Regions from separate parts of the Mus musculus genome. Here region 2 is linked to region 1. Evidence: chromatin loops called from intact Hi-C (ENCODE). Cell type or tissue: heart. All regions are shown on one strand. Each heading gives the region's core, and the rest is flanking DNA. Links, peaks and the distances in the headings are about the cores only.

What was found. Hi-C counts contacts between places; a loop is a spot of excess contacts. Peaks named below come from ENCODE experiments on the same cell type or tissue, not always from the same donor. Only the 100,000 strongest peaks of a DNase experiment are listed, where the experiment ranks them.
Region 2: a loop joins it to region 1, with 2.3 times the contacts of the local background. A loop is called at or near these places in 6 of 42 quality-filtered maps.

Annotation. Positions count from the first base shown.
Region 1 is chr17:31,932,103-31,942,352 of GRCm38, reverse strand. No RefSeq gene overlaps it. Among named protein-coding and RNA genes, the nearest start is that of Gm30571, 25 kb to the right of the region's middle. In heart, for the core only: a CTCF peak has its summit at 4,887; a DNase peak (open chromatin) is centred at 5,062; H3K4me3 peaks cover 328 bases; H3K27ac peaks cover 2,000 bases.
Region 2 is chr17:32,020,685-32,030,934 of GRCm38, reverse strand. It overlaps Hsf2bp (heat shock transcription factor 2 binding protein), which reads left to right. Exons shown (of 8, transcript NM_028902.1): 3 at 8,066-8,169. Among named protein-coding and RNA genes, the nearest start is that of Hsf2bp, 8.7 kb to the left of the region's middle. In heart, for the core only: no CTCF peak of the experiment used is centred there; DNase peaks (open chromatin) are centred at 5,344 and 6,024; H3K27ac peaks cover 686 bases.

The DNA of each region.
Region 1 (10,250 bases), core at 3,456-5,955:
GGGTGTGTGGATATCCAGTTTTCCAAATAGCGTGTTCAACTTTGTCGTTGTCATTTCAACACATCATAACAAATGTGATTTTCAGAGCTCAGAAAGTGGTGGTGTATATTTTGCCTTCTGGGTTTTAAACACTTTAGCTCCATGAGTAGCCCTTTTTATAAGGATTATAGACTGTGCCCAGAGGGGCTCCCTGACTTGCCTCTTGCTCCTCTCAGAGGTGAGCCTAATGTTCCCGGCACAGTGACTGACAGTTGGCAAAGTGACGCCTGCCCACATAGTCAGCATGGCTTTTCATTGAAGGCATTTTTATAGCTCCAGCTTCATGCAGAATACTTCTGTGACTGTCCACGAAGAAGATTCCAGGCAGCAAGAGGAGGCAGGAGGCCAGAGAGTACTCGTGGAGGGCCTGCAGAGGGAGGGTGAGCTACAGTGCAGCTGACCCTGTGGTGGATGCTGTAAAAGAGCTGGCTGTGGGAAGGCGGGGTGGGGAGACCTTGGATTTACACTTGAATATAAGAAGATTAAGGATTTAAGCATTAAATGGGCTCTCTCTCTCTCTCTCTCTCTCTCTCTCTCTCTTTTTCCTCTCTCTCTCTGATAGTGATGCCCTTTCCTACTTGCTGTGAGCTGATGTCCACAAATCCCTCCCAGGATAAAGGCCTCTTCTTCCTTGGTACCCAGGGAGCCAGGGCGCTGATGAATGAAGCTGGACTAGGCAGTGAGGGCAGCCCCAAGAGGGTGCAGGGAGGGTGGGAAGGCTTAAGCCAGCCTGGGCCTGGTGCCTTTTCTTTCCAAGGTGAATCACAGTCACGTGATAGCATTCTCCAAGGAGCAGGTATCACAGGTAAAGGCCACATGCTTCTGAGCAGCCAAGGCCGTGAGTTGTGATACACTAGACATTTCTCTCTTCTCCCTCACATATTCCCCTTGCATTTGATGGGCCTGTGAGGCCAGGAGACGGGTTTAAAGCCCTGTGTATTCTTGAGACCAGCCCTGTGTTACCAGTGTGACTGTGTTTTGGCTGTAGACCAAGTGTACGTGCTCAGACACTCTGTCAGTTCTGTAGAAGTGGTGGCAAGTTATCATTGTCCTGCAGGACTGACCTAAAGTCCCTACCTCACAAGATTCCAGCCAGCTGCCACTTATATTACCAGCAACTCACTGACCACCAGGGCCCTGAACCCAGGCTGGCCTCAAGTGGAGCACCATCCCTCCTGCTGTCTCGGTTCCTGGCTTCCTTGCCTCCTAAAGCCTCCCTTTTTATCTAGTGTTCTGGAAAGAATCCCATTTCTGGGGGTTGCCAGGAAAAAGCTTTATTCAGGTTATACTAGAATCTCAATGGAAACAAATAAACCCTGGGCCTAGGCCTAGGGTTCAGGCTTTGGGGTAAGAGTGGTGTCCGAGGTTCATGCACCTGCCAGCTGGCTAGCTCCAGGGCCCTGTCTATCCTGTTGACGTCATTAGCACAGGAGACTCCCAGCAAGGAACAAAGCTGCCTGTACTCTTGGGCTCTTGATCCTATCATCTTGTCTCAGGAAACCCTTGACTAAGGTCCAGGCAGGTGAAAAGCCTTCCTGTTTGTCACATACAACTCGGGGCCAAGCAGTCCCCTTTGGCATTAATTCCTGCCCTAGAGGGCATACTGCATCCAGTGTCGCTTGCATAAGCCATGCTGCAGTTTCTCTTTCCCAAAATGTGTTATGGGTACCTTCCTTAGCACATAGTTCATTATTTCCCAGTCCTCCAGAACATTCTGGCCTGGGCCATGCCCTCCTCAGCCTGTGGAGATGTAGCTTTCACTTCAGAAGAGGCAAGAGCTTTGGTGCTGGGAGAGCGCCGTGTCCTTCCCAGGGACTGCTGTGCAGACTTGGGAGACGCTGTCTCCTCTCTGAGTGTTTGTGGCTGGGACTGAACTCTGACCTTATCGAGAACAGGCAATGCTGGGCCATAGGTGCCCAGTTCCTGCCACATGAAGTGGCCTCACCACCAAGGAAGACAAGAAAGGCAGGCGGGCAGCATTTATGCTTTGGGGTGACCAGGGTTAAGGAATGTGGGCACCAAGAACAACCAGCAAGTGTTGAGCTTACCTCTCAGTTCCTTATAAATGTGCACGTGCTATGCTTTAGGATATCACTGAGCCTAGCCGCCATACCACCCTTCAAATAGCATGCCTTGTGGAAAAGCAGAACATTTCCTGAGACCCCAGACCTCTCCGTCCATAGCCACTGGCTCCTGCACCACAGCTGGCCAAGTGCCCCCCAAAAGAAATATCCCAAGACATCCTCCAAGAGGCATCCCCAGGATATGGCATGCTCTCTCATGGTCTCACAGAGGTCTGCTCTCATTACCTGAGTTGTGAGTGACAACATGGGAGGCACGGCCTTCTCAGGGTGTGAGGGTACGCAGTCCTCAGCAGCCTCACGCCATGCCGGTGGTGTCTGGAGGCTTTATCTGGAGTAGATTTGTGAAAATGGGTTGTAGGTATATGTCATCTCATACAATAGGAGAGCCCCACCCCAACCCCGGCCAACACCAGTTGGCCAGTGCCTCCAGTTCCCTCAGGCCTCTCACGTTCTAAGCGGGACAGGTTTTTGTACTAAGAAAATCGGGTAGCTCTCAGAACATCAGAACTGAGAAGGCAGTGTAGTGTGCACACCAGCTATCCCTCGTCACCTTGGAAAGCCGTGGTTTTGCCCATCAGTTTCCCCCGACTCGCACTGTTTAGGTATCTGCTGAAAATCTACCGGTATGTTGTTGGCATAGCAAACACAAAGGTGGGAGCAGGCCTCCAGCCAAGGACAACACAGTGAAGGAATGTGGTCCGCCTCGCTGCCCAGCCATGGATCAGGTCACTGCCCCAGATCTGGCCTGTGGACATATCTGAGAGTTCACTTGGCTCCCCGAGGTATTGCAGCATCTCCTGGGGTATTTCCAAGGGTACCTCTGTCATCTACCCTCAGTCCCCAGAGAGTACAACTGGGAGAGTTCTGCAGACTCTGGCTAAGCAGTTCAGAGACTGTACTCCAGAACTCCCCTCCCTGGAACTGCAAGCATCTGTCTCTTAGGCAGTTACAGACACTCCTGGGTCTGCTCACTTTCTCCAGCCACTCCTGTGCCCAGGTGGGCTTGAAGCTCTCTGGAGCCTCTCCTAGTTATCTCCAATGGGACAGAGTAGAGGGAGGACACCCCCAACCCCTAGTCAGCAGCTTCCAAAAGGATGTCCATATTTGGTGCAGGCCCCGGAAGTTCCCTGAAGACAGAGCCTCTGCTGTCCATGGACATGGATGGCTGGAGACCTGACCTTTGAGACCGGCCTCCCTTTCTCTCTGGTTCTCTGGCCCACTCCCTCCCTGGGGTTTCCTAAGTTCAGCAGAGCTGCCTGTGCAGGAGTCTTGCTTGCCTCTGGCTTTTCTCTGGGAGAAGCCAGGTCATCTGAGAGAAAGTTGAGTTACATTCCTGCCTGATGCAGGTCAGGGTGTGTGTTCCTGGCCATCCAGCCCTCGCTATGTAATTTCTACCCGAGGCAGGATAGATCGTCCGTGAGTCAGTGAGTGAGAGTAAGGGGAATGCACGCAGTGCAGTGAACAGGTGTGTCAGTGAGCCAGCGCTCCAGCGGGCTAGACTGAAAACAGAGTGATTTAGAAAGTCGTGGCTCAGGCCCAGCGTGGTCACAGTGCTTCCCAAGAGCCTGGCATGTAGGCAGGCCAAGCTGGCTGGAGCACTGGGCTGGTCTCAGGCAAGCCTCCCCATGTGGATGGCAAATCCAAGGAGTGATTGTAATTGGGGAGGAAGCTGAAGGTTCGAGACCAAGTTCTAGAAAGACTGGGCTGGGGTTTGCATCACACCCACACGGTCCTTGTCATCATCAGATGATGCATTAAGGGTTCACCACGTACAGAGATGGGGGTCACAGGGAAAGGGCCTACAAGCTAGGTCATGCTGTGTGATGTCTTGATTTGTATTCTGAGAAATAAATAGATTTATTATTATCAGAGAATATTATTATCTATTATTATCAGAGAATATTATTATCTGATAATATTATTATCAGAGAATGGGGTGGGTGGGGAAAGAACATCCTGGGAAGAAATGGGGTGTGTTCCCTCATGGTGTCACAGGGCCAGTCTAGTGGTTTCTGTTTCTTCTAACCAGATTGACTTGGCCATCCAGGGTCTGAGTACCGAGCCTACCAGGTGTTGCTGAACGGAAGGCATGCGGGTAGAGGCCAGAAGACAGCCCTGGGTGGGAGTCCTCTCTTTCCAGTTTGTTTGAGACTGGTTCTCTTACATTTCTGCTCCTGTACTATGTACACCAGGCTCCCTAGCCTGCAGGCATCTGGGGATTGTCCCATTTCTGCCTCCCATCCCTCCATGAAAGTATTGGGAGTTATTAGATGCAGCCTACTATGCCCAACTTTTTGTTGGTCGAGGGACTCCAGCTCAGGCCCTCACACTTGGTGGCAAATGCTTTACCCACAGAGCCGTCTCCCCAGCCTCTCTCTCCCTTCTATAGTGTCAGATAGATTTTGTGTTCTGGGAAGACAGACAGCTTGTGGAGATTGAATTTTTCGGACTCCATCATCCATGGAACCCACCCTTCCATCCGATGTAGAGGATTTATCCTGTGAAAGGACACGTGTGCATTGACATGTGTAGATTGGAATTCACAGGGAGACTCTTTCACTGGAAAGAGTGCTTCCCCGGGAACCTGCTCTTCATACACACTGAGGCATGATCTGAAGTGAGGGCTCTATAGGCACACGCTTGTGGCAAAGGGACCCCAAGTCACTCATCCTGTGGCCCTGTGACTTCCTGTGGCCAGTGGAAGTGGCTCAGAGACAAAATACCCACTCCACTTCCTGATCTGTATCACTGTGGCTTCCACCATTTGGTGGCAGTGTTGGGAGCCCTGAACCCCAGGTGGCCTTTCCAGTTTAGCCTGCTCCTTGGTATGTCGTCCCTCTGGAAGACCTCTTAAGCACACTGTCTGCCCTTTCCTGTCCTCTGCTCACTGGCTTTAGATCCCTCTCCGGCCAGCCAGATATCAGTGTTGTCTAGCAATGCTAGGTCCTGGAGTAGCATAGTCCTGTCTCTCTGGGCTGCTCCAAGCAGCTGGACTGCAGCTGGGGGCTGCTGCTGCTGCTGGAACCCAGACTGTGACCCAGCACATGCGCTTTGTCACTCTCACTTCTTTCCTTCCACACAGCAGCATCTCTCCACCTCCCTAGCAGCCCTCCACTGGGCCTTGATGTAAGCAGGCACTCTGGATGAAGGTCTCTTCCCCGAGCCCTGGCGCCTGTCTTTCCTGTTTCCTCCCTATCCCCGTCTCTCCAAGTGTTCTTCCTCTCACACTAACCTGCCATCTCCCTGTGCTTTGTGGACTGTCTTCCATCTTTGGGTATCCCAGTATAGACACTGTCTCCTCAGGCTCACATCTAAGTAAAAAGCCCCCTCAAGCGGAGTCTTTTTCTAGCACCCTGGGACGCTAAGTGGGGCTGGCTCATACCCTAGGCACTGGCCTCTGGCTAAGATTTCAGTCCATAATGGATAGGGCAGTTGGGGTCTGGGGAGCAAGGCAGAGGCAGAAACCTGGTGTAAGGGGCTGCCTCCTTCCTCAGAGAAGCCTGGGGGTGCTCAGGGCCCCTGTCACTTGAAGCTTGGCGATTGAACTAACTACTTGCCAGGTGCCTTCCAGAGGTACACCTCCCAGGTATCACATGGTTAGTTGCTCTCTTTTTGTTTTGTTTGTGATACCAAGGATCCAGTGAAGGGCCTTATGAGTGCTGGGCAAGTGCTCTACCATTGCAATGTATCTTCAGGCCATTTTATCCTTTGTGTTAAGACAGTGTCTTGCTGTGTTTGCTAGACTGACTTTGAACTAGCTGTATAGGTTAGTTAGACCTTGAACTCCTGCTTCAGCTTCCCAAGTCTGGTTCTGCTCCTTGTGGGACCAGTGCACTGTGCAGGATGGAGGGGTGGAGAAACCTTGAACTCAGAGCATTTTTTTAAATGGGGTAAGAAGGCACAGAGGGAGACCATGGCGAGGCCTCCCTTCTTCCTCCCTTACTTCCATGCTGTGCCCAAGCCATGATGTTTTCCTAGGATGGGCAAGCCATTTAAACAGTAAGTGCTTTGATGCCAGGCTGTTGAGCACTCAGCCTCTTGGGCGTCTGAAAGATTTACCACAGCAGTCAGCAGGATGGAAAGGAACTGTGTCCTCCGTCCTGCTCCTAGCCTGCACAGGCTCCCTCCCTGGCACTGGGATGCTTTTGGAGGTTCTGAGCTGTTGGCTGGGTGCCAGATGTGGCTAGGTACAGAAGGCAGTGCCCAGGTAACAGCTGTATTCTGAAAGTCCCTTCTGATTCCCAGGACCCCCAAGACCAGGGCTTCTCAACTGGAGGTTCTAGGTACAGCCCAAAGCCCTGCCCAGGAACTCCATCAAAAGAATGGCATTTACTCTTCATTAAAGAAACTGCATGGCTCGGCTGGTGTCAGGAGGTAGGGCAGGCAGCAAGCCCTGGTACTAGGGGCAATGCAGGGGTGTGAGAGGATGGCAGGGAGTACCCAACTTTGCAGTAAGGAGACCGGAGCCCCAGAGATGTAGGGAGACCATAGAATGTCTGCTAGAGGAGAGATCGAGTAGTATATTACAGCTCTATACAATGCCCTCAGGGTGTAGCTGACATGGGGCAAGGCTGCCTGATCTGACCAGATGTGCTGGGGCAAGGCCCTGACCACAGCAGCACACAGTTCACTGACTGTTCCCAGATGTGTGCTCTGTGTAGACAGGCCCTACTGTCCTTTACCCCAGCACAGCGTGATGAAGGGTTACAACTGGATGAGGCCACAGATGAGGCCAGGCTGCTGTATGTGATTCATGCTGCAGCTCTGGGGTTGTCTGTGTGCCCCTCAGGTGGTCTGGGCTCCTGTAGGGAGCCTGGACCTGTGCTCTTGGCTGCTGTTTTGTTGTGGCTCCCTGTGGATAGCACTTGCTCTTCCTGCCATGCTGCAGCATGGAGTTGCTCTAGAAGGTGAGTGGGAGCCTGGCCAGGCCACAGCTGCCACAGTGTCTGTCGGTTACCCAGGGTGCTGATGCAGCTGCTGCCCAGGGCTTCCATGGCGTCTGTCCTGAGTGTCTGTGGGCCTGCTGGTCACATCCCTAAGGATAGGCTGGCGCTTTACCTCTAGGCAGCTCTAACCTCCCAGAGCTCTCTCAGGCCTCTCCTTAGGGCCATATATCTTGCTGACTGAGCCAGCCAGCCCTGACCCAGCATTTTCTGCCCTTCCTGCTATACTGTGTCCTCTGAGTATTCCCAGCTAATGTGGCCTAGCTCAGATATGGTTCATTTGAGGAGAGCACCTTAGGACCCCTCTATTTTTTAAAGAGGTCAGGGTCCTGGATTCTAGGTGTCATGGGGCAAGAGGGTCCCTCAGAGTTCCACTTGAAGCCTCTCATGATAAAAATATTCCGTAAGTACATTCTGCTAGTAAAGGGGTTGAGGGTGGCCTGTGTGTTACCCACCTACAGGGCCTCTCAGGACTTATAAGAGCTGCAGGGAAAGGGTCACTAGAACCCAGAGCTTGTTGATGAAGACAGCAGGTTTAGCAAAAATCATTACAAGAAGCTGGGGCATCACGGAGGATGACTACGAGCCAGCCTGCACTTCATAGTGGTTTCCAGACCAGTCTAAACTATAGAATGAGGTCCCATCTCAGGAAGTTGCCACCTCCATCACCTAAGTTTTGGGGATCATTGTGGAAGAGAAGGCAGGAAGAGCACACCAGTTGGTTATCCCATACCAAATGGTCAGCCCTGAAAGCATGCATATGAGTAAAATTATTCAGACTGAACAGGTCGCTCTTATGTATTTAGGAACCCACACAGTATACAGGAGGGCATAGAAGGAGGAAAGGGAAGTGGAAAATGATGTAATTATGTTATAGTTTCAAAAAGAAAGAGAAATAAATTTTAAACATTCACACAGAGGGATGGAGAGGCTCAGTTGGAAAGCACCTGCTACTTTTCCAGAATTTGGTTTTCAGCATTCATGTGGGAAGTTCCACTTGTCACCTTAGCTCCAAAGGATCCCACATCCCTTTCTGGCCTCCAGAAGCACCTGTGCTGACATGTGCACATACCAGAATGAAGAGTGAGTTCTGGCTGGAACCTGTCCGCTGGGCCTCTGACCTTGACATCAAGCCCCACCTCTGTGTGTTGGAGGCCCATTGTTCTCTGTCCTCAAAGCAGCCCACATGCTGCTGTGACTGCCACATAGAGATGAGAGCTGTTGCTGGGCCTGCATGACCTGGGCTGCTGCTGGTGGTAGCAAGACCACTAGCTTGCTTGGGGGTAGGGGAGGTGCCTTATCCCTCCTCCCCCTCCCCTGTACCAAGACTGTGAGTCTGTCTTCTTGGATTCTCTGCAGCCTAGGATGTGCAAGGTCATCTCAGCTATGGTGGGTGTTACCCTTGCTTATGTTGGGTTTTGATTTTGGTAAAATGTATACAAAACATACAATCAGTCATTTCTAAGGACACAACTTAAGATGTCGAGCACGTTCACGCCATGGAGCAGCTGTCAACCCATATGTCTCTAGATGCTTTCTGCAATATAAAATTAAAACTCTGGCTCGGTTGAGCAGTAGCTGCCCTCTCTTCATGTTTGCTGTGAAAGCAGGTGAAATCTGGGTGTGGCTTACCTGCTAACTAGGAAGGCCAAAGATGGAAGCAAACAGCAGTCTGTCATAGTTAGCGTTTCTATGGCTGTGATAAAACACCACAACCAAAAAGAGGGATGGGTTTATGTTTAAATGCTTAGGTCACACTCCATCACTGAAGAAAGTCAAGCAGGAACTGAAGCAGAGAACTTGGAGGGGTGCTGCTTACTGGCTTGCTCCTCATGGCTTGCTTAGCCTGCTTTCTTTTTTGTTTGTTTTTGTTTTTTTGGGTTTTTTTTCGAGACAGGGTTTCTCTGTGTAGCTCTGGCTGTCCTGGAACTCACTCTGTAGACCAGGCTGTCCTCAAACTCAGAAATTCACCTGCCTCTGCCTTCCAAGTGCTGGGATTAAAGGCGTGTGCCACCACTGCCCAGCCCTCAGCCTGCTTTCTTATAGAAAGAACCCAGGACCACCAGCCCAGGGATGGCCCTGCCCACAATGGGCTGGACCCTTCCCCATCAATCATTACTCAAGACTCTACCCCACAAAATTGCCTACAGGCTGATCTTCTTATGAAGACATTTTCTTTTTTTCCCCCGGATGTGCTAAGTTTGTATCATGTTGACAAAATCTAACCAGCACAGTGCTAAAGCCGGAAGCTGGGCACACAAGAACCTTTGCTATTACAAGGAAATTGAGCAGGTGACCTAGGCCAACCCATAGAGATAGCTTTGGCTTCCTAGAATGCTTCTGGTACTTTCTCCTAGGACTCAGATGGGCACCACAGGAGCCTTTATAATTCTCCACAGAAACATAAAACTGAGCTTATAGCTAGGACCAGAAGACATCAAACAAACAAACAAATAAAAAAATAAAGTGTGCTGACACCAGCACAGCAGAGGTCATTCCTCAAGGTGACACTTTCTAAAGTAGATGCTGAGTAAGGGCCCAGATTTGGGGACATTGCCCACAGGCAGGGCCCACGAAGGCACAAACTGTGTTTCCTCACTCCAGCTTGTTGCTGGCAGCTGGGGGTTCCTAAGGCCACCTCAAAGGCTTCCAAGACACAGCCCTCCTTTCAGGGGAGGAAACAGCACCTTCCTGCAGCTGCCTACCCCAAACAACAAAGACCCAACAATGGCCTGAACTTACAGGTCTTGCTCTGGGGCAGCAGCCTTGGTCCTCAGCTTCTGTCCCTCATCTGCCTACCCAAATCAGTGTTGGAGGCTGAAGCATATTCTTCTGTCTCCCAGGGGCAGCCAGGGTGACTCTCCAAGGGCCAGCTAACCTCTAAGGCACGGAGAGCTCTCAGGGTCAGAGCTCAGCCCCACCCACTCCTGACAGGCCAGTGAAGGGTCACAAGGACTTCATGGGACACCCACACCTACATGGTCCCTCAGTGGACAGTGCTGCTAGTTGCCTGAGTCCCAGCCCATGAATTTGGTAGAGAAGCATGCTTTGTGGCAGTTTCCATGCCTGGGGGCTGGGCCGAGCTGATGGAGACAGGGCCTTCTGGCTGGAACCTGGGAACAGGAGAGTCTGCCCCTGGGGTGGGGGGAGACCCCGGGGAGTTTTCACCTGTCAGGGTTGAATT
Region 2 (10,250 bases), core at 4,284-6,783, 88 kb before region 1:
TAATCAGGGACCAGATCTGTATCTGACTAGATCAGGTTTATGACTCATTGATGTATGCATGACCATATACCAGAGGAATGGGAGGCACCTCACTGGGCCATGGCTGGAGGCATGGACTTAGGTGGTGTGGTAATGAAACAGTGTTTATGTTGGAGATGGCTTCATTATATATCCTAGGATAACCTTGAATTCTCTGTGCAGCCCAGGCTGGCCTCAAACCATAGATAGGAATGCTTCAGCCCCCTAAGTCCTTGAGCTATGCTTTGACAGCTCATAGCAAGGTGGAGCTTTGTGTAAAGAGGCAACTAGAGGCTGAGTGTGAAGTGGACCCAGGTCTTGTTTGCTTGTAAACAGTGAAAGTTCACATAAATGTAGAACACTGTTTAGACATACCTTACCTGTACCTCTGAGGCTAGAGGGAAGTCAGGCTGTATTTGTGTGTCACTGTAACTCTTCAGGCCATATCAGGCTTTTCCTTCTGAAAATGGGGGAGCTTTCAAAATGAATTCGATGAATAAGAAGTGAGTGGTTACTCCAAGAGAGCAGCATTGTGACATGTTCCAGTTAATGGGAGACATAACGTTTTCTGTTTACTTGGCAGCTGGCTGTATCTGCCTGCTATTGTAGCCTGACAAATGGCAGGGCATATTTCCACTTAGCTAGCAAGATCACTTTTACTTTCTTCTGCCTCACTTATACTGATTCCCTTGTGCTGCTTCTCACTGGCCTGCCCTGGTCTTCTCAGAGAACAGTCCTGGACCACACACCTTGGAGCTGTCCCTCCAAGGTGTTTCTCTGTGTAGCCCTGGCTGTCCCTCTGTAGAGCAGGCTGGCCTTGAACTCAGAAATCCGCCTGCCTCTGCCTCCCAAGTGCTGGTATTACCTGGCTTTCTTAAAGGGTTATTTATTTATTTATTTATTTATTTATTATGTAAGTACACTGTAGCTGTTTTCAGACACCCCAGAAGAGGGCATCAGATCTTATTACAGATGGTTGTGAGCCACCATGTGAATGCTGAGATTTGAACTCAGGATCTTTGGAAGAGCAGTCAGTGCTCTTAACCACTGAGCCATCTCACTAGCCCCCAGCCTGGTCACTTTTGTCTGATTCTATCATTCTACTACTGGAATTAAGCCACTTCAATAGCTGCTCCTTATTCGTAGGATAAAATCCTGTAGCAAACTGGTGCTAGGCCAAGACGTAACTAGACCTTACTGTGATGGCAAAGCTTTTCTGACAGGTAAGCCTTGCCCAGAGTAGCTCTGACTACCCAGACATGAGCTCTATATTAGGCATTAGGCATACCTCATTTCTTCCTGTGAGGTCACGGTAAACTTTCAACTTAGGCTTACCCTGACGACCCCCACTTTTCTGGCCAAGGCAAGGTTGAAGAGATGGCCTTCTACAGCACCGTTTATCTAGCTTTTGCTTGTGAATTCTCTTTCTTTTTTTTGTGACAGGATCTCACTTGGTAGCCCCGCTGTCCTGGAATTCTCTATGTAGATCAGGCTGGCCTTTCACTCACAGAGATCTCCCAAGTGCCTAAGCGTATAAGATAGGTATCAGATAGCATACTAAACTTGATTCTGAGCTAGCATGAGACCTGCCTGTGAGAAGCTGGGTAGGTAAGCAGTGTCTTGTCTAAGCATCTTTAAAGAACCAACACTGAGACAAAGGCACACTTTCTATTTTGTAAAATATGATTTTATATGTCTGAGTGTGTAGCTTGAATGCATGCCTGTGTGTGCCTCGTTGTGTGCCATACCTGAGGAAGTTAGAAGAGGGTGTTGAATCCTCTGTTACTGGAGTTACTGTTGTGACTGGGAATTGAACCCCAGGTTCCCCAAAAGAGCTACTCCGTATCGCCCACAAAACACCATTTAAGAAGGAAAAGGAAAGATGTGTGACAGTCACAAATAGAGTAAGGATTGTTGTTTGGATCCATCAGAAGGTTTTCCTGCTTGTGAAGGACTCTCAGATAGCAGAGGCAGGACAGGGAAGGTGGGATGTCCGTGGAGGGTGGGAGGGGTTTGGCTGAGGTCAGAGGCTTTGGAACCTCTAAATGGACGGATACTAAAATACTGATGAAGTGGCGTGTTTTGGGGGATGGCTTGAATCTGAACATCAGATGACTTAGAAGGGTTGGTGAGCCTCAGGGTGAGTCTTAGGCTCCACTGGACTCTGACTGGATGGGTGGGGTCATGAGAAAACAAGATAGGTTCTGGTAATGAAAGGAAGGCACAGCCTTGTAGGTCAGGATCAGGCATGATGGGGATACGGAAGGGCAGGACATCTGTGTCCTACATGCTGACCAGCATTTCGTTGTGTTTTGTAGGAATCTTGGGGGAAGTGTTTTCCAGCTGGGAAGCTCCTTGAGCTCCTGGTGTACTGGAGAGAGCATCCTGGCAGATTCACAGCCTAGCAGCTTCCGTTGTGACTCAGACACTATCACACAGTGAGCTTAGGATAGCCTTGACTTGAGGTTTACCAAGTTGGAAAGTACTCCTGTGAAAACATTATCAGTACTCTTCAGCATGGAGCACTGGAAGAACAGACTGGTAGAGGAGTTCTGCACTGTTGTTGATTGTGTTGAGGTCTCAGTTGAGACTGAGACAGAGTGAAAGCACTGTGGGACTTTCAGTTATCATCTAAGACCATTCAGCTAATAGGACAGAGTCCGTGCCTGAGTTCTTGTATAATTTTCTATTATTACAGTGAGGATGGTAAAGGGTTAGCTGAGTCTTGGTCAGCTTCAGGAGCAGAGCCTTCAGAGGTTAAGGAGCTTGTTTGGCAGTTCTAGCAGGGGGCACAGCTATGTATATGTCCTTGGCTGAGGAATGGTCTTCCTCGATCAGGGAAGGCTGTCCTCTTCAACTGGACATTTAGTTTAGGAAGGGATGTGCGTGGGATGATAAGTAAGGGCATGCCTGTCTACTCAGCCAGGTAGCCCTGTGGAGGGTGGGGTGAAGTGCCAAATCCAGATTGTCCTGACATCCAAGAGTCTTGTGCCTTCAAATGGGACAGGATGGTTGGGATTTTTAGATACTACTAGAACAGCTTGTGAGCTTTGAGGATCTCAGTCCATGAGGGCCCTCTACTGGTTACTTGAAAGAATCTACGAGTACACCACGTGATTGTAATCTTGGGGAATAGGGAGAAAGAAAAGAAAAACAAAGACAGTATAAGGGGAGGCAATGTCACAGATGTCTCTCAACCATAAAAGGCCATCAGAATCTTAAGGGGGTTGGCTGGGGGAATCCTAGACAGCTTTATGAAGGAGTAGACTTAGGGGGGCAGTTAAAAGGCATCCGAGAAGTAGTTTATTCAAGAGAGAGGGGACAGCATTTGGTATAGCATTTGGCCAATGGATTTCAGTTCCGCAATTTGGAAAGTGCAGGTTGTCCAGTGTACAGTCCACTTACTGTGGAAATGAATTGGCTAGACTAAAGCAGTGTTCAACAGGTAAATGTAGTTGGCCTTCTTCTGTGGATCACTGGGTTAGTCTGTGCACCTGAGATACTTAACAGCTCCTCTGGAACAGTGGTCCGGAGCTGGGTCTTTAGTTCTGGAGCCCTTGAGCTACTGCAACGGCTTATTCCTGGGAAACGTGTAGGATGCAGAATCATTGTGGAGGTGTCTGTTTGCTGTGGAAAACCATGTGAGTGGGAACGCCTGACAAAGGGCTGACAGTCTGATGAAACCCTGGCAAGTTGCAGAAGTATCTGTCAAGCATTTCCCTGAAAAGATAGCTTCAAGTATAGTCCCCAGGTCCTCAGAATGTCACAGGGGAACAGTGAGGCCTGTTGGGCTCTAGTCCATTTTGTCAGGAGAGTTTTAACCAGGGTCACAGTGAGGTCTGTGTGAAGATATAGGGAGGCCAGAAAGGGAAGATAGTGAAGAACAGGCCATGTGAAGGTGGAGGTAGGGTCTGCCAAAGTGCTACTTAATCCAGGGAATGTTGGGCAGAAAGAGGCAAGGAACAAGTCTACCTGTCAAGCTCTCACAGTGAGTTTGGCCCTGATAGCACCCGGACTAGGGTTTGAAAGTCCGCAGCCCATGGGACTGCATTCCATGTGCTTGGCAGGGATTGTGCCACCCAAATCTCAGCTCAGAGTGAGATGGAGCTTGTCAGTATTGCACTCCTTTCTCTGAAGCTTCCGGAGTACTGGGGAGGAAAAAGCTAGTGGTTATTTAAAAGTGTTTGTGTTTTCAGACAGCTGTTGTGGTAAAAAGTATTTCACATTAATGAAAAACAACTGATGACGTGTTATAGACGTGCCAGGTAACAGGGGAAGAGAAACCAGATCCCAGTGTGATCTGAACGTTTTTGATCTGTGTTCAAAAACAAAAACAAAAAAAAAAACCAAAAACCAAAAAAAAACCAACAAAAAAAAAAAAACCAGCTACCAATACCACCAAAACAATTCAAACTCAAACCTATCGGGCTATGTGTGGCTCACACCTATAATCCCAGCCCGGAGGAGGCTGGGGCAGCTGGATTCTGGAAAATACAGTGAGACTCTGTGATCTAAACCCCCAAACAAAGCCTGAGCTGTATAAAGTATTGCTGTTGAAATAGTCTGCGACGTACATGGCTTCCCTCTATCCCTAGTCTGTCTAATGTGCCAGCCTCTATGCAGTTGTGTTGCTAGAGATTCTCCTGTTCTGAGTGCAAAAGCAGTGGAAGCAGCTAGGCTGGGTGACAGATAACCTGTTTTCATACAGAGTTTGTGTAAGATGTTTCCGTTCTGTGTATCAGTCATTGCGTTGTCTATATTATTTATGTTTGTAGATTGAAAACATTTGCAAAGGCAATATATTTTTTTATGTATTGTTTTTATGACCATTTTAGAGATGCTATGTAGATCAGGTTGGCCTGGAACTCTTATAGAGATCTGCCTTCTGCCTCCTAAATGCTGGGATTAAAGACATGCACTACCACTCCTGGCCAAAGGCAGTATATTCCCACTGTCCCCAGTCCCCAACCCCCAGACAGGGTTTCTTTGTATAGTCCCGGCTGTCCTGGAACTCGATCTGTAGACCAGGCTAGCCTTGAACTCAAGAGTTCAGCCTGCCTTTGCCTCTTGAGTGCTGGGATTAAAAGGATGCTCCACCACCACCTGACTTAAAAGCAGTACATTCTTAAGGGAGATCTTTTGTTTTAACTAAAGTTGTACTTTTCTGTCCAAGTAGAAGATGAAGAATGTATAAAGAAGTGATACTCATTCTACAACATTCCAAACATTTTTCTAAGCCCTTGGGGTGCAGCATAAAACAACATGATAGTCTCATGTCCTGGTGGCGGTGGTAGGTTGCAAGCAATGGTTCCATCAGGCCACTAGGCGGTGGTCTGACACAGCTGATACAACTGCTGTAGGGATGGAAATAGTCTCTTGAGCAGTATGGCCTGAACTTTTCTGGGGTTCCATATTGTGACAATGGCCTTGTTGAGCCTGTTGCTTTGGTGTGAAAACCTGTGCATGTCCACATAAAGCTACACAGAGAGGAATTTACTATAACAAAAGTGTTGGATGGTTAAAATTGGTTTCTGTATATTTTTACATGCAAGATTTGCAGAGATTTAATTGCTCCCCTCCTTTCGGCTGTGTTCGAGTAGCAAAGTTTAATAATAGAAGCAGACTTTAAGAGCTAGTTGCAAAGATAAAATATCGAAACTGCTGATACTTTTACTACTTAGTTTCTGTCTGGTTATGTGGAATGTATTCACATATGCTTATAATGTATATGTGTAGATAACATTCAACACGATTACATGTCTTCAACAGTGTTATTTTAAGACATGAAGGTCCATTGCTCACTGGTTTCGTGGGTGGTCAGGATTAGTGGGACGAAGGAGAGTTCACATGGTATGACATACCTGAAAAGTCGGGGAAGAAAGCTCTGACGTAGGGGAGAATAAATAGTCCAGCGGGGCTTGCATGTTTCTAGGAAATGTGAAAGGGACCTTGCCAGCCGGTTTCATAATCTCCACCTTGTTGTTGACCTTTGGGTTCTAATCTTCCTTCTTGGACAGGGTCTCAAGGAAATGTAGGCACTTTCTTTGTTCTTTCTCCAGAATGCTTGGGATGCCACATGGCTCTAGGCAGTCCCTGGGGGTTTTGTGTAAGTGTTCCTTTGCCTTTTCAGATCTCTGGAGCACAAAGCGTGCCCCTTCCCTTGCCTGCACATGATTGATCACCAGCCTGTAAACCTTTCCTCCTTGAGGTGGAGGGGTGTGTGGTCTTGCATATGTTCTTTAAGCATTTGTTCCTTTACTCGGGTTTCATTACCCTCTGTTTATACTCCTGTTGCTGTAGCTGAGCTCTCTTGTCCACTGTGTGTTCCTTTCTTGCTGCTAGTGATGAGAGCTGAGGCTGTTGATTTGAAGTAGTTGGTTTTGAAGTATGATTAATTAAAGCCTCTGCTAGGAACCTTGTTAGAAATTTAATTTCTTTGGGCTGGAGAGATGGCTCAGTGGTTAAGAGTATTTGCTGCTCTTGCAGAGAGGGCTAGGATTTGGGTCCCAGCACTGGTAACCCACAACTGTATATAACTCCAGTCCCAGGGGATCTGACACCCTCTCCTGGCTTCCATTGGCACCAGGTGTGAACATGGTACAGATACATATATGCAGGCAAAACATTTATACAGTTAAAAAAAAAAGGATTTTTTTTTCTTTTATGTGTGTGTGAGTGCTTGCTTGTATGTTTGTTCACGGTATTCACACTTGGTACTGAGGAGCCAGGATTGGGAGTCAGAGTTGCAGGCAGTTGTAAGCTGCCATGTGGGTTCTGGGAACAAAACTCTATAAGATCAGCCAGTGTTCTTAACCACTGAGCCATCTTTCTAGCTAATCTTTAGAAATCTTAAAAAAAGAAATGTACCTTCTCTTTACCCCTCCCTGAGGAGCAGTTGGCAGCTACTGGTTGTTGGAGGAAGGGGAGTGGTTCTTCTCACTGCTGTAGTCATTGGTAAGTCACCTGTGCTTCTTGTTCACACAACAGATGCTAAACTGAGAAGGTCATACCCAACCCTAACAGCATCCACAAGCCATGAGAGTAAGAGGAGGCTTCTTGACAGTCAGGTGGTCAGCAGCAGTGGGAGATGCATGAGAGTGGAGGATGGGGGGAGGGGGCAAATGTAGTAGATATGTCCATGAAAGTGGTAATAGGAAAGAGTTACCTTACAGAGAAGAGATGTAAGTTCTGAGGCCCACCTAATAAACTCCATGTGCCAGGTCCAAGTCCCCTGGGATCCTAAGCATATTAGGCTTTAGCCAGCTGCTCTCTCTTAGTATTTATTCTCAAATCTTGCATATATATTGGCAAAAAAAGAGTTTGATTTCTTAGCCTTGAGATCAGACTATTAAAATTTTGAATTAAATACCCCATTTTTTGAACAGTGGTATTTCTGCAGTATGACAGTATTTAAAGTTGATAATATGCTTCTCGTTGGTTTATTGATGTGGGTGTCTTTTGAGTTTTTTGTTGGCCATTTGACTCATAAGCTAAATGCTGGTGGAGAGGAAGTGTTACGTCGTCACTACCCCCTCACTGTAGCATGTTCTTGTCTTGATCTCTGTTGCTTCCCGCCTCCGTTTACTACTGCAGTTGTTCTATTGAGTCAGTCTGCCAGTTGGTGGGACTTGCTCTGTGAGTCAGCTCCTGCTGGCACCAGCCACTCATGAGATGCCTTCTGCTTTTTATGGCACAGACACACGTTTGTGCCATGAGAGAGTCAAGCGTCCCAGCTCTGCCTTCAGTACTTTAAATAACTCATTTTCTTGAAGTCTTGAGTACCCGTCTGGCAGAAAATGAGATCTTAAAATCACAAAGTAAGAGAACAGGAGAATTTCTCTCAGGACTGGAGGCAGTTCAGTACCACATTGTGCTTAGTGTGCATGGCATGGGGTTCACTCTCCAGCATCTATTCCCACCCCACCCGTCTAACAACAACAAAAAGATTACTCGTATGGCTTGGAAACTGGAAGAGAGCTTAGGCACAGGACTATAAGAATGTTGTATGTGGTTCCACATGTCTTAAGTAATTTTCTGTCTCTTCTAGACCTGGAAAGAAAAGAACAAGAATTAGAGCAACTGATAATGGACCGTGAACACTTCAAAGCCCGGCTAGAAACTGCACAGGCAGACAGTGGGAGGGAGAAGAAGGTAGGCTCTTGGGCAAGGTGCCTGCAGGGGCTGGGTCCCGATACTGTCGGTTTGCTGCCTTTTGCTTCTGAGCAGCAACTGATCTCTTATTTTCTCTGTTAACCCTCAGGAGATTGTAGTTTCAAAGATGTGCATTTTGAGTAAGTTTGTAGGTAGGCGAACTGTTCATAGAGTTTATAACCGTTTAATAGGTAGATCATTTACTTCCTTTTAGCATATTGTTTTTGCACATTTAGAGTCCTTGGGCATGAGAGAGTGTCTGGTGTGAATGTTTGTGTATATTATGCAGGCTTGTGTATGCTTCACTTTGTTCGGAAGTTGGTTCTTTTTTTCTCCATGTGGGTTCTGGGTTGTGGCCACAGGTTGTGTACCTTTACCCAGTGAGCATCTCACCAGCCTCCTTTTAATTTTTATATTTAAAAGGCTGCTTCAACTGAACATGATGGCGCACGCCTTTAATCTCAGCACTCAGGAGGCAGAGGCAGGTAAATCAGCAGGTATTACTGTTGTACAAGAGTTCTGAACTATCCAGTCCAGGGCCATACTGCCTACGTGCTAAGGAATTCTGAATGTTTGTGACTGTAGTAGAGGTTTAGAAACTGGTAGAGTTGGCTTGGATTTTAATACTGAGCAAACAGAACATGGTTTATTATTAAGCCTGGATTAGGTTTTGTGTGAACTAACACAGTTGAAGTTTTAGTTTTGCTATATTCCATTAAGATCAGCTCATAAATTGCAAGCAGTCTGGTTAGTTTCAGATAAACTTTTTTTTTTTAAAGATTTATTTATTTTATATATGAGAATACACTGTCCCTCTCTCAGTCACACCAGAGGAGGTCATCAGATCCCATCGTAGAGGGCTGTGAGGCACCATGTGGTTGCTGGGATTTGAACTCAGGACCTCTGGAAGAACTGTCAGTGCCCTTAACTGCTGAGCCATCTCCAGTCCCAGAGTAAGCATTTTTGGCCTATATTTTGACCAGTAGACAAGAAGGAGTTGGTAGACATTTAAAATAGAGCCTACTTTAATCCCAGCACTTGGAAGGCAAGAGTAGGCAAACCTTTGAGTTGGAGGCCAGCCTAATCCATATAGTGAGTTCCAGGACAACCACAAACAGTGAGCCAGGTGACAATGAGTTCTGTGAAATTGTGGGTCAAAATGAATTGCTCCTTTTGGTTTTTTTTCCTAGGTATTTGTCACAGCAATAGAAACACTCTGCTTCACACAGAGTTAAAGTTAGTGCTGAGAGCAGGGCTGTGCCTGTGACTAAACCTGGCCATGTGGTGTGCAAGCCTTTGGAGCTGGTTTGTAGGAGGAATCTGGAAAACTGGACATCCAAGCTAGAAAGTCTTCAAGCACTATGAGTAGAGCTTGGTGAGGGTAGTGGTGGGGGCTGGGAAGCTTAGATGTGCACAGCAGAGACTGTCATGAGGTTTGGGTGGGACCAAGGGTTCCACTTGGAATTGGACTGTCTCATTCACTTCCATTATGACAGAGAACTTGCCCTATCTGTGTCTGTGCTCTAAGACTTTGTGGGAGGGTGAGTTCAAAAGTAACTGAGTAATCTGAAAGAAGAATTTTACTTTTAATTAAAATACTGCATAATTTCTCTCCCTTCTTTTCTTTCTTATGCTTCTCATGTCTCCAACCCCTGCTCCCTCTCAAATTCATGACCTATTTTTCTTTAATTATCATTGTTCTACAAACACACACACACACATACATATATATGTATATAAATGAACAAATATATGAATGCAACTTGCTGAGTCTGTGTATTGTTGCTTGTATGTATCTGATTCTAGGACTGATCAATTGGCATAGATAGTCAGTTAGGGGGTCTCTTTCCTGGGGGAAACTAGTTCTCCCTCTCTCAGCAGTTGTAGGTTGCCTGTAGTTCTTCATTTAGGAGTAGGCCCTGTGAGCTTTCCTCATTCACATTAGTATGTCAGCTGATGTTGGAGTTGTTCAGGTCTCTCTAAGGCAACCATCTTGTAGACACTACAGTGGTATAGCTTTCCTGTCATATTTAGAAGAAACAGTTTCACTGTAAACTTTACTGTTCTGCAGTTCCTACAAT